Linked DNA regions of Homo sapiens: region 2 is linked to region 1. A link is a contact called in ENCODE Hi-C data. All regions are on one chromosome and are shown on one strand. Each heading gives the region's core, a stretch centred on a gene start or an enhancer-like site at or near the end of the contact. The rest is flanking DNA. Distances are from core to core; before and after follow the strand shown. Region 1 holds the start of HECW2 (HECT, C2 and WW domain containing E3 ubiquitin protein ligase 2). Region 2 overlaps HECW2 (HECT, C2 and WW domain containing E3 ubiquitin protein ligase 2).

Region 1 (6,605 bases), core at 1,919-4,418:
CTGGCTTTTGATAACAGAGCTGGAAAGGTTTTCACCCAATGCTGCCATTCCCTATCCAACACACCAAGCAAAACTGGTTCCAGTTTTTCCCAAGAAAGTAGTCAGCAATGCACAAGAATGTGGATCCAGGCCAGGCCCACAGCAAGCCCCAGGCGAGAAGCCTCTGGTTTCTCTTAAAGGAACACTTCACAACAGAGAAAGCCACCTGGTTAGAGGTTACACAGATACCAACCATATAGACTTAACAAGCATTTTGAATGCAAGATCATTTCATTGATGTGTAGGCACATATTAAAACTGGGAAGATCCCAAAAGCCACCTCTCCTGCAAAACACATTCATCTAGGAGAAAACGCCAAAGCATCTGTCCTCAACTACAGGTAACAACCTTGGTTTCTTTGCCTTTGGCTGAAATCAGTGTTGCAAAAGCCTTTTAAAAGAGTAAGAAAATATAGGTTTTTCTCCCAAGATCACATTGCCCAAGTGAAACAGAACCAGTGCTTACTTTTATTTTTTGTCTCCTGTTCAGAGGGGTCAAACATTGCTCATAATCTTCATTAAATTTAGTCCTGTGGCTGGCAAATGTTAATTTACTGGAATATTTTCCTTCACATTCATAAAGAGGGAAAACTAGCTTTGTGATCTGGTTGCAATCTACACAACACATAGATAATCCACAACAGTGGTAGGCGCAGAAAAGCTCCAGCTGGTTTATCTCAAATGTTCAGAATGATTTTGATTTCTTTACCGACACCACAGCCATTCATAAAGATTCATTGCCAAATGTTGCCCAATACCGTGATAGAGGCGATGGTGAAGCGAATGTCTTAGACTGGGAAATCATCATGGTGCCCAAACCTCAGAGTCTGCGGCCAAATGGTGGGGATTTGGAAATCACCTGTCACGGAGATGGTGAAGGAAACTGGATTCAAACTAATGAAGACTAAAGTCTTTCCAGCCAGAAGACGGTTTGAGTCCAAGGGGCCATTTATATACAAGAGCTAAGAAAGGTGCAACTGATTTTCCCCCAGAAGCAGCACGATTATTTTTAAGTTCAAAGACATTTTTGTTAATAAACTGCTTCACACAACCACATCGAAGCCAAAATGTGCCAATGAAATAATCAAAACAAATAGCTCAATTGGGACTTTTTGAATGTTCAACAAAAAGAAAAATTAAAGCTGGTTAGACTGCTGGATAGTAACGTTACAGTGTCTCCTTTAAGAGATCAAAATGTCTTTGCCACCCTCCACCCCACCCTACCCCACCTCTAATAGTGAAGTGGATAATTTCTGAAGAATACAATGACCCTTTATGCCTGGCTTCTCTAGTCTGCTAGGGATGCCATCTGTCTCCCACGCTATATAAACAATCCCCGCAGGAATCTTCTGATGACCAAACAGATTAGCAAACTCCAGATTTTCACGCCATTAATAATATCCCCATCCAGATTAGGCCTTTTATTTTAATAACTCCAAAGATAAAGTCAATAACTGATCTTTCTTTCTTTGTAGATAATGTGTGTGTCATTTTAAAGATAACCTCTTGGAACATACAGCCATCTGTTGGGAAGAGAAAGAAAAAAAGCTCTCTCAAAGCAACAGAAGAAATGAACCCTCGAGGGAATAGGAGAAATAGTAAAAAGAAAATCATATTTATAAGACAAACACATGGAGAGCTCTACTAATTACACTAAAATATTCTTCTTCTAAATGACAAACTATAGAACACTACTCCAGAAAAGACAAGTTTCACACTTTCACAAAGGTATATATATACGAAAACAGTTTGCGTGAGTCTAGGACAGTGAAAGCAGAAATCATAACCCAAAAGCTAAAGGCCCCCGAAGTTTGCATGCTGTCCACCTCTATCTGTAATGATCACAAATGTTTTCCTTCCTGAAGTTTAATATCGATTGAACCCTTGTAACTCTAATTGTGAGCTCTCTGTACTGACTCCAAAGACTTCTAACTCTAAAAGAAATGTGCCTGTAAAGATGTTCTCTAAATTAATAATAATAAACGACGAAAAGCACCCGAGCGCTGCTAATAGTGAAGACAAGGCATGAGAGAGTCAGACCTCTGCAGTCTCGCGTCCTCGGAAACGTCTACGTCTAAATCTGCAGCCCCAGTTTGCTCCAGGCCCCAAGCTCCAGCAGAGGATGTTCACGGCACATTCCCAACCAAAAAGGAAATGAAGCGTCCTCTCCCTCAACTGATGCTCAAATAGACCCCAAAGTCCCAGTTTCCCTGGAGAACCAAACCATCCAACACATCCTGGGCAGCGGAAACCGAAATGGCAAATGAATGACCGCGCCGGGGCGCAAGGGAGGAAAAACAAAGCCACCTCCCGCCGTCCGCTACCTGCGGCGAGGGCCGCGCGCTCACCTGGGCTTTGCGCCCGTCGCCACAAGCTGCGGGTGGGGACCCGGCCGCGGGGCGGGAGGGCGCCCCCAAAGTCGCCCGGACCCGCGGCCCCGGCGCCCTGCGGCCGGTCCGTGCGCGCCGAGGAGAAAGCAGGCGGCCGGGGGCGCCGCCGCGCGTTGCATGCAGCTCACGGCTGCTGCGGCCGCTGCCACGGAGCCGAGAGTCTCTGCGCTGCAGTCCCCGACCCCGAGACCGCGAGAAGCGCCCGGAGAGACGCGGCGCAGGGGCAGAGCGCGCTCGGCGCGCCCCTCAGCGGCTCTTCCCGCCGCCCTCCGCAGCGGGCTGGGTCTCGGCTCGCCTTTGTGCTGGCATCTTCCTAGCTCCCAGCGACACCCAGAGCTCTCGAGGCGGCTCCGCGCCGCCACCCACCCCCGGGTTACGCCACGGCCCCCGCGCGACCCGCCGATTGTGTCGAGTCAGCAGCGGCAGCGGGGACGCGCGAAGCCATGGCTCCCGCCCGCGCTCGGGAGGGCGCCGGGGGTCCTGCGCCTCCGGGAGGTTTGTGGCCGAGCGCGGCGCGGCCCCGAGCGGCCCCGCAGCGCCCGGCTCCCCGCCGCTCGCTCTCCAGGCGCCGACCCGCCTGCGTCGCCACCCTCTCGCCGCTCCCTGCCGCCACCTTCCTCCCGCCCGGGTGCCGGGCGTCCGCTCCAGCCGCGGTGCCCCGGTCCGCGGAGAGCGAAGAGTCCGGCCTCCTCACCTCCAGCCGCGCCGGCGCCCTTCCCGCTAGACGCTTCGGCGGCATCTGCCCGCACCGCCCTGCGGGACGCTGGGCTGGGAGCTGGCGGCACGTCGGGGACCGGTGGAAGGGAGGCGGGGGCAGAGGACAGGAGGGACAGCCAGACCTTGGCCAGCGGGACCTCCCTGAGGAAGGTGCGGAAGAACGGGGCGGGTGCGGCTGGGCGGAGGACGAGTCCCGAGGCTGCGGCGGAGCCTGAGTTGCTCTCCTTCTGCGAAGTCGAAGGACAGGAGGATTCCTAGAGGTGTCGCGGAGGGTGGAGGAGACCCTCTGAGGTCGTGCAGACAACACTGTTCCTCAACCCCACCAGAAAGCTGAATAGGGGAGTGTCATGCCTCGGTTTCCCCAACTGCAAGGGCAAGACGGTAATACTCATGTCGCACACACAGGGTGTGGTCACGATGAAAAAATGGATTATTGAAAGCGTTCCCAGATACTTTGCCTAAAGAGGGCACTAAAATTTAAAATTACTGTATTAATACTTTCGGCTTTCTGTTTACTTCTATAGCATCTTCATCAACCAGTCCCACGTAGGAGAAAAAGTAAAAATGCTAAAGTGTAAATATATTGTGTCCCTCCCCACCCACCCTTGCATCTGTCCAGATTTAGGGAAGATTTATTCAATTTTACAATTTAACTATATCCATATGGAGTAAGTCCCCAAATAATGGATAGCCATTCCTTTGGGACTTTTGAGTGTGTGCTCAATATTATCCATTTCTCCGCCTTTTCTGGTAACAGCAGTTCATTATTCCTATGGGAACTGCCCTTCCCCCTCACCCACAATGAGTCTTTGTGGCTCCAGGGTACTGACACCTCCCACCCTCAACCCCCAGAACTAGCCAGTCATCTTCCGGACCGCAGTGATCGGTTCTGGGTTGGGCATGTTGATCCAGGAACTCGGCCTAGGGCTTTGGATGTATTACTGCAGAAAAATAAGCTCTTTAAACTAGGATAACTAAATTGGAAGGATATAAGCCTACGGTAACAAGGACCAACAGTGCATGCCAATGAAGCCAACTTTGAGGGAAGAAAAGCTGCTGGTGAGAGGGTGATGTCCCACCCTCTCAGGAACCTCAGGAGGTAGATGTGTCTGCAGTGAACTCTACCCTTGAAGCCAATAAATCCTCTCTCTTTTATTTCAAGTCAGTGTCAGCTGTGTTTTGTCACATGTCTCAGAGGAGCCCTGACTTCTTAGTCCCCTGGATCTATCAGCCCAGGCATCACTGTTAGGATCCTCCACAGAATCAAAGAGCCCCACCCCACAAAAGGCCCAATTCCAGTTCTTGCTGGAAGAACAGGGATCCTAGAGGTTTGTTCCCACATGATGTTCTCCTTCACAACTTACTCAAATCCAGCAACCCCACACCTGCAATCCTTAGCTTCTTTGTGTTGATTAACCACTATGTTACATTCTAGTCAAAATGGGCCAGGTGCAGTGGCTCACACCTGTAATCATGCCTGAGGCAGGAGGATCTCTTGAAGCCAGGAGTTTAAGACCAATCTGGGCAACATAGTGAGACCCCACTAACACAGGAACAGAAAACCAAACACTGCGTTTTCTCACTCATAAGTGGGAGCTGAACAATGAGAACACATGAACACAGGGAGGAGAACATCACATCAGGGAGGAGGGGCCTATCGGGGGTTGTGGGGCTAGGGGAGGGATCTCATTAGGAGAAATACCTAATGTAGATGATGGGTTGATGGGTGCAGCAAACCACCATGGCACGTGTATACCTATGTAACAAACCTCCACGTTCTGCACATATATCCCAGAACTTAAAGTATAATACATTAAATAAAGAAAGAAATAAAAATAAAAATAGCCAGGCATGGTGGCCTGAACCTGTAATCGCAGTTACTCTGGAGGCTGAGGCAGGAAGATCAGTTGAGCCCAGGATTTCAAGACTGCAATGAGCTGTGATTGCACCACTGCACTCCAGCTTGAAGACAGAGCAAGACCCTGTCACCTTGTCAAAAAAGAAGAGGAAGAGGAAGAAGAAGGAGGAGGAGGAGGAAAAAGAAAGAAAGAAAAGAAAAACAGAAAAAGAAAGAAAAGAAAAGAGGAGGAAGGGAGGAAGGGAGGAAAGGAGGGAGAAAGAAGAACCCTAAAAATGAATAGAGGCAAAGTGAATCACTATTGCTGCCCTAGGTCTTAAAAAACATTTTTCTCTCACTTTAAAAGCAGCCCCTACTACCTTTAAAACTTTCTACATATCGACCATTAAAACCGAGACTAAGGCATCAAAGAACATTAATAGCAAAGTCATCCTAAAAATCTCAAACTTGCAAAGGTGTGTAAAGATTAGGTAGGTTCTTTCACACTGCACTCCCCGTTCGTCATCACCACCACTCTCCTTCACAAGATCTCTGACCGGGTCTCACTTATCCTCTCCTGGAGCCATTCCCTTAAAGAGAACTCAGTACTTTACAAGCTGGTCAATTCTGCATTGAAACTGGCCTGACATTAGGAAGTGATCCCTTATATTGAGTTGAAATATTTCTTCCACCTGAGAGTACTCCAAGCACTGAAGACAAACTTGTGAACCACTTGAATTGTCTCTTTTCCAAGATCTTTGCATGACCCATAAGTCATGCAGGACACATGGCAATGTGTCCTGACCCTTCATCATCCTAGGTTACTTCCTTTCTACAGATGTGCCAAGGTTTGTGACTGCTCCTTCTAAAGCATATGGCCAAAGCTAAACCCAAAGGCAGATTCCAAGAAACTTATACTCCAGCCCTCTTCCAACAACACAGAAGGAGCCTGAGAGACATGTTCATGTGGTCTTATATTTTTATAAAAGCTTCCAAAGTAAGATATTTTAATCTCAAGCGATTTGCAGTGGACTGAATGTTTGTGCTCCCCCAAATTCATGTGTTGAAATCCTAACCCCTAATGTGATGGTATTAGGAGGTGGGGCCTTTGGGAGGTGATGGAATAAATGCCCTTATAAAAGAAACCCAAGAGAGCTCTCTCACCCTCTTTCTGCCTCTTGAGGATACAAAGAAAAGATGGCAGTCTGCAACTGGAAGAGGGCCTTCCCACCCACATCACAACCACACTGGCACCCTGATCTCATTCTTCTGGCGTCCAGAACTGTGAAAAATAAATTTCTGTTGTTCATAAGCCACCCAGTCTAGGATGCTTTGTTATTGCAGCTTGAATTAAGACAAGACTGCTGTCCCTTTTCATTCTAACTTCCGTGTTGTCCTAATTCCCCTTGTTCCGAAAGAAGTGGAGTGATTGTGGACATTTGTGGGGATCTGGCTAAAGGGAAGTTGAATTGGTTAAGTGGAATACATTTATGTGGTCTGTGGGCATTAAAGTTGTGACAGTGATGTCTATTTTGACTGTGCAAAGACAGTCACTTGGGCCCTTCAGTGTTGTGACACAAAGGTAAAGGGATGGAAATTATACCACCAAGTATTAATAACTGC
Region 2 (6,605 bases), core at 186-2,685, 300 kb before region 1:
GGGTATGGCTAATCTTCCAATAAGTAATGAAATGCATATATAAGCTTTGACAGAACTCTAGACCCATGTATGGAAACAGCAGACAGAGCAAAATATCTTGAACAAAATGAAACATAAAGACTACAGAAGGTAAGGCAGTATCCACAGCTGGTGTCTAGTTCTCTTTTTTTAACTTTTATTTGTATTTGAAGTTCTGGGGTACATGTGCAAGAAGAGCACGTTTGTTAAATAGGTAAACGTGTGCCATGGTGGTTTGCTGTACCTATCAACCCATCACCCAGGTATTAAGCCCAGCACGCATTAGCTATTTTTCCCTAATTCTCTCCCTCCCCCAGTCCTACTCTGAAACAGGCCCCAGTGTGTGTTGTTCCCCTCTCTGTGTCCATGTGTTGTCATTTTTCAGCTCCCACTTATAAGTGAGAACATGTGGTGTTTGGTTTTCTGTTCCTGTGTTAGTTTGCTGAGGATAATGGCTTCCAGTTCCATCCACGTTCCTGCAAAGGACATTATCTCATTCCTTTTCGTGGCTGCATAGCATTCCATGGTATATATATGCTACATTTTCTTTATCCAGTCTATCATTGATGGATATTTGGGTTGATTCCATGTCTTTGCTATTGTGAATGATGCTGCAATGAACATATATGTGCAGGTATCTTTGTAATAGAATGATTTATATTCCTTTGGGTAAATACCTAGTAATGGGATTGCTGGGTCAAATGGTATTTCTGGTTCTAGATCTTTGAGGAATCTCCACACTGTTTTCCACAATGGTTGAACTAATTTACTAAAGAACAAACATGTTGTGGAGTCTCACTGCACATGGGCCATTAAATCCTGAAGCTGGTTTTAGGAAAGAAACACACAGTCAAAATTATACCACACTGGCGATGAATATGCCACCTTACAGAGAGCCCTGACATAGCCAGTTTCTCCCCCAGTATTGGACTAGGTTATTGGCTCTCTGAGTGAGTGCCAGATGACACAACTAGTATACACTTAAGGGCCAAGTTGCATGGAAAAATGCTTGCCATACATTTCTATACTAGAAGGACATGCAATGGAATGAGTTGCTCTCACTGACCATCACACTCAACTGAGATCACAATAGACTGAGGTTTTAGAATCTCACCCTTCATAGAGGCATATAAGCTTGGTGAATGGAATAGCAGGCTGAGGTGCCTGGGCTGTACATCTCATTCTTTTTTCTTTTTTTCTCTTTTTCCCTGTGTATATTTGGTTGGATGTATATGAATGAAATGCAAGTTTAAAAAAACTCCACTATACCACCACACAGAAAAGTGATTGTTTTGTCCAAAACCTTACAGTCTTCATTTCTATGATATTTAAAGAAGATTCCACAAACTGACTATGTCATGATTGTCCACATATGAGTCAGTCAATAAATATTTATTGCATAATACCATGCACAAAACAGCAGAAGAGGAATAACTGTATGGCAGCTGTTTCCTTGAATCATCAGAGGGAATATGATATTCATGAAACTGACCAGGCCGTGAATGATCATCCTGGAACTCTATTCTTCTCAGACTGATTCAAAGGGCTTTGGATTCGTTTTATCTTTAGTGTCTCAGGGACACTAGACTGAGTCTGGACCTCTTCCAGCTTTATGGGTTCTGTTATCTATTTTAGTCTAAATCGTATGGGTTCTGTTATCTATTTTAGTCTAAACTTTATGGGTTGTTATCTATTTTAGTCTAAGACAGCCCAAGGCAAACCCCAAGGACTCTAGAGTCTCTGGAAATGATTTCATTTTAATAAACATTTATTGTCTTTGCTGTACCCAGTACTGTGTTCGTTATTAGGGATCAAAGAAGAATGAGTGTGAAGACAGTCAACATTGCTCCAGTCTTTCTAGGATCCCTCAAGATGTGTCATGTCCAGGTCAAAGCATTTATTGCTGATGTGAGTCCCTCTAGAGCTTTCTTCCCTTTGACACAGCAAGTGGCAATGTTTGAACAGGGATGCTCCCCAGCCTGGCTCTCTGGGTCCCTGAGTGACCACAGGGACCCTGATAACCTGACTTGGAATGAGAAGTAATCCTTTGTTAGCTTAAGCCACTGAGATTTGTTGGTCATTATTATTGAAGTATAACCTAAATTATTCTGATTGATTTACCGTCATTAAATACTTGTTCCCTATCAAAACAAATTAAAGGAAAGAAGAAAGGAAGGGAGGAGGAAGGGAAGAAGAAAGAAGACCACAATGAACCATCCTTGAACCTTAATTCCTCAGTACACTTGAGTATAAAATACTTTTGAGTCATATTTCAACCGACAGGCTAAATAAGAGGAGGTTTTGATGGCTGTGAGCAGTTGTGTGGTTCAGAGCAGAGAGTACTGTCAATGCAGGCAGGCCTATGCATGGGCTCTGGGCAATTAGAGAGCATGAGAGGATAGGAAAGTGATACCATGAAAGCAGAGAAGGAAATAACAGAAGTTGGGCAGTGTCAGAAAAAACCTAACTTCAGCTAAGTAACAGTTTTGGCTCTATTGGCTGACTCTGCTTTGAGTTTTAAATACAATCAGCAAGGCAACTGTTTTCTGCATTTGGCTCAGTGTTGCTGATATATTTTCACATAAGTCATTGCAAGTTAGAGTCCTGAGACCACACTAGTTTGTGTAGGGATCATAATGAGCTTTCAGGTCTTACTACCTAAGAGTAAAACAAATATTAAGTCTCTTCAGGGACAAATTATTTGGGGGATAATTCTGTCGGATAAATCATTACATTACCCATTGTTCTAAATAGGTATACCTCTTTATCGCCTTCACTGCTCCCTCTTCTCACTAAAATAACTAAATAGGCCACATTCTGATTTCTTATCTAGAGCACCAGAAATGCTCCTCACTTTGTTAAAAAAGAACTTCATTAGGGCAAGAAGCAGTGGCAATTAAGTTAAGAAACTCATCCCAGCCTCAGACCTGAAGTAATTCCCTGGGGCTGAATAGCTCTTTAAGCACAGAAATCTTAAGGCTGGTCTTATAATTAATTATGTCATTTCATCTTCCTCCTCTCCACTCAATGAAACATGTAGTATGGTGCCAAACACATCTGATCTTGCAAAGAGCATCTACCAAAGTAATTCAATGCAGGAGATTTCTCTCAGTAACTAGTAAACAATCTTTAGATCCACAGCCTTTTCAAGTCTGAATAGTAAGTACATGACTGTTAGGGTCTATACAAAACTCTTAAGCCAAACAGGAACATACTTCTAGACTGCTATGTTTCTATAAAAAAAACTATGTTTGAATAACTTCATATGTTTATGCAAAAACTGTGTGTGTATAGATATGTATATATAGTTTATGTGTGTGTATATATATATGTAATTTATATATCTATAGTTTGGGAAGGATATTTATACTCCACTTCATATAGAACTACAGTGCAGATTCTAGTCTCAGCTCTGTCACTCATAGAGACAAAGAAAACTACTTAATCTCTGTCTCAATTTGCTTAACTGTAATATGGGATAATAATAACTCCCTTGCTTTCTCCATAGGCACGTGAGATTCAAATCCAGTGGGACAAAGGATGGTAAAGTAATTTGAAAAGGTCAAAATCACTTTAAGAATACAGGCTATAAGTAAGTAAAAATATATAGGGGATTACATCTATCATACCTGTGTTATAACAGATAAAGAAAGTGGCAAAATTGTTCACCACTTTTAGTCTTTGAAGATCCTGGCCCAGCATCCCACATTCTATAAACTGAACAAGGGTCTCCTAAGCTTCATTAATTATGTGCTAAGCCATGTGCTAAGCCCTGTGCTAAACCCTGAGGATACAGAGATGAGCAAGGCCTGATCATTCAAAAGGATGAAGAAGGAGAATTATAGGGGGAGGTGGAAGGAAGAGATTCACCAGAGGCAGAAAGAGTTGGAAAAACAAAGGCCACGACAGTCGTGAAAATACTGAAACACACGGACAGAATGAACAGAGGTAAGAATGGGAGCAGTCCAAAGAGCCAAAAACACTAAACAGATAGGATTAGGTTGACAGAGTTTAGTCTTCATGAAGCTGATATTAACAAAGCTGTGGGTTAAGAGAAAATATTTTCCTTTGTTCTCCTGGGGTTTAGTGGTTCTAACTAGGTAAGGATCCTTTTCTATGTTTGTTTGTTTGCTTGCTTATCTTACAGAAAAAGATGCAGTAAATGAATCTGATATTTTACTTGAAACAAAAGTAGGTTAGAGGAGAGCCCATGATACCTATTTCATAACATAGTCTCATGATAATGAACAGAATTCACCTGGGAAGCCACTGCACGTGGACTCGAGTAGTTAAGAGGAATTGGTAATTGTTAATAGTAGACAAAGCCCCTTTAAATGATCTCTAAAGGAAACAACACTTTGTTTTCCTTTGACATAATTTAACTATTCTTTTTAGTTATTCCTTCTCAATTCCAAAAATCCCTGTTCCAACTTCCCTCCTGGTTGTTTCTCATCGTCCTAGCAAGAAATAAGCACTTGATGGTTGAGTGAATGATCAACTGAATTTCTTGAGTGGAGTTTTGTTAAATAACACTCCTTAGAACTTAAATGTGTTTTTGTTTGGTTACATGTTTGTTTGAGGTTGTAGAAGTAAATGTCATTGCCATTTGGCAGCAGAATAAGAAAATTACATGCAAATACTTAGTTCTTGTCAACCACAATGGAAATAATAATCAATCCCCTCTCCTTTTTTTGCAGGTTTTCCTTAGTGTTATGATGACCAAATGTCCTAGATTACCTGGCCCAGTCCTAATTTCACCTAATTCTGTTGTTTTCAAAACATAGTTAAGTACATTACTGATAAATAAAGTCTTTCTTTCATATTTCAGAAAGCCTTCATCAAGAATAGGCATTCTGAATTCAGGTTTGGAAAAGCACGTCACCAAATCTATAGCAAACATCTCTCATATTCACAAGGGAGCAGATTTGAGCACTTGTATACATTATTCACTAAACAAAATTTAATATATACAAAATCAAGAAATGTTTGCATAATATGTATGCAGAGATATCAAAACAGTCCTGTTTTATACAGTCTGTCTTCATAATATTTTTAATTTTACAGGATTTACATTGTTCTCATCTAGCTAGAGTAAAATGGAAGGGAATTTTCACATTAACAAAACTATCTACAAATGATCAATTCATCTATTTTGCAATAGCAGGAATTCCCAAGTTTTAAGAATATACGTATGGATTTTGGAACAGTATTTTTCTTCATTAAGTACTAAGAAACTTAAACGCTAGAATTAATGTATTTTTAGAGCTCATTAAAAGCCACAGTAGTAATTATTTGGCACGTATGTTGGAAAATTATTCAGTTGAATATAATGAAATATATTTATGTATGACATTAATTAGACAAATATAGGCACATCAGCTATAAAAGACATGGCACTAATAACTAAATCTTGAATTAACAAGAGAAATCGTTTGTCAGGACAATTTTGAAAGAAATCTGATCACAACCATTAGAGGGCAGTAGAATAATTCCTAAAGCAACCACAATGCAAAAAAAGAAAGAAAAAACCCACAAAATTTTCTTTCTCAAGTTTTACTTTAGTGTTATGACAACCATATATCTATTTAACACTTTTCTTTCCAGTAAGGATTACTAGGTATTACAACTACACGTAATCTATTTTTCTTTTTTTTTACATTTATTATTTTTTTCTTATACTTTAAGTTCTCGGGTACATGTGCACAACGTGCAGGTTTGTTACATATGTATACATGTGCCATGTTGGTGTGCTGCACCCATTAACTCGTCATTTACATTAGGTATATCTCCTAATGCTATCCCTCCCCACTCCGCCTACCCCATGACAGGCCCCGGTGTGTGATGTTCCCCTTCCTGTGTCCAAGTGTTCTTCTCATTGTTCAATTCCCACCTATTTTTCATGACTTTCTTTCAACATAAACTGATACCTTCAAGTCATAAAAAAATAGTTAGGAAAATTATTAAATACATTCCTTTTGCATATTGAACATTTTCAATAATACGAACAGGGAAGTAACTGAAAGAGGTATAGATCATAAACAATTCTAGCAAAAAACCCTAGACAATAAATCTTAAAATACAGAAATCAAATAAAAGTTTATTTTATAACATTTTCTGTTAATCTAGGAAAAAAGAAAACATTCCAGCAAGTAATGCCCTTTAGAAAAAATTGTCTGAGTTATCTCCATTAATTCATACCTTGAGACTTCTAGCAAGACAAATTCAGCTACTTCAATATTTGCCATATATAAGTCAGGAAAATAATACTTCCTAAACCCACAGAATTTAAGTCTTACAGAAATGTATAAATGTACAGCATGGATCATCTTTTTAGCTAATATAAATGCAGTTCATAAGAGGAAGAAAAAAATTAAAATGCTTTAGAAAGAATACTTTGAAATCAAGATAGACTATCCAGCAAAATAAATTCTAAAATCATGCCCAACTAAAGAAAAAGGAAACACGATAAAAACACGAAAACAAAATAAGTTAAAAAAAAAAAAAGCCTGTAAGCTGCTTAGTATTTTCATACTGTTAAAACATGTTAGTTGTCAAAAGTCCAGGAGAGTTATAGTTGTAACAAACAC

Evidence for each region. Hi-C counts contacts between places; a loop is a spot of excess contacts on that map. Pooled maps may share reads with other maps.
Region 2: a map of cardiac septum shows a loop between it and region 1 (8-fold over the local background). The contact joins the enhancer-like site here to the promoter of HECW2 in region 1. A Hi-C loop is called at or near these places in 18 of 168 maps with a recorded cell type or tissue (Caco-2, IMR-90, MCF 10A and 10 more), 12 of 37 single-sample maps with no recorded cell type and 25 of 50 pooled maps.

What each region holds. Positions count from the first base shown.
Region 1 is chr2:196,590,386-196,596,990 of GRCh38, forward strand. HECW2 (HECT, C2 and WW domain containing E3 ubiquitin protein ligase 2) reads right to left here and starts at 3,169. Exons shown (of 29, transcript NM_001348768.2): 1 at 3,123-3,169. RefSeq lists silencers at 2,398-2,777, 2,858-3,127.
Region 2 is chr2:196,292,821-196,299,425 of GRCh38, forward strand. All of the region lies in intron 13 of HECW2 (HECT, C2 and WW domain containing E3 ubiquitin protein ligase 2), which reads right to left. Among named protein-coding and RNA genes, the nearest start is that of HECW2-AS1, 36 kb to the left of the region's middle. Within about 2 kb of position 1,436, at least 3 of the 41 ENCODE cell types and tissues checked have a DNase peak (open chromatin) inside an H3K27ac peak, as active enhancers do.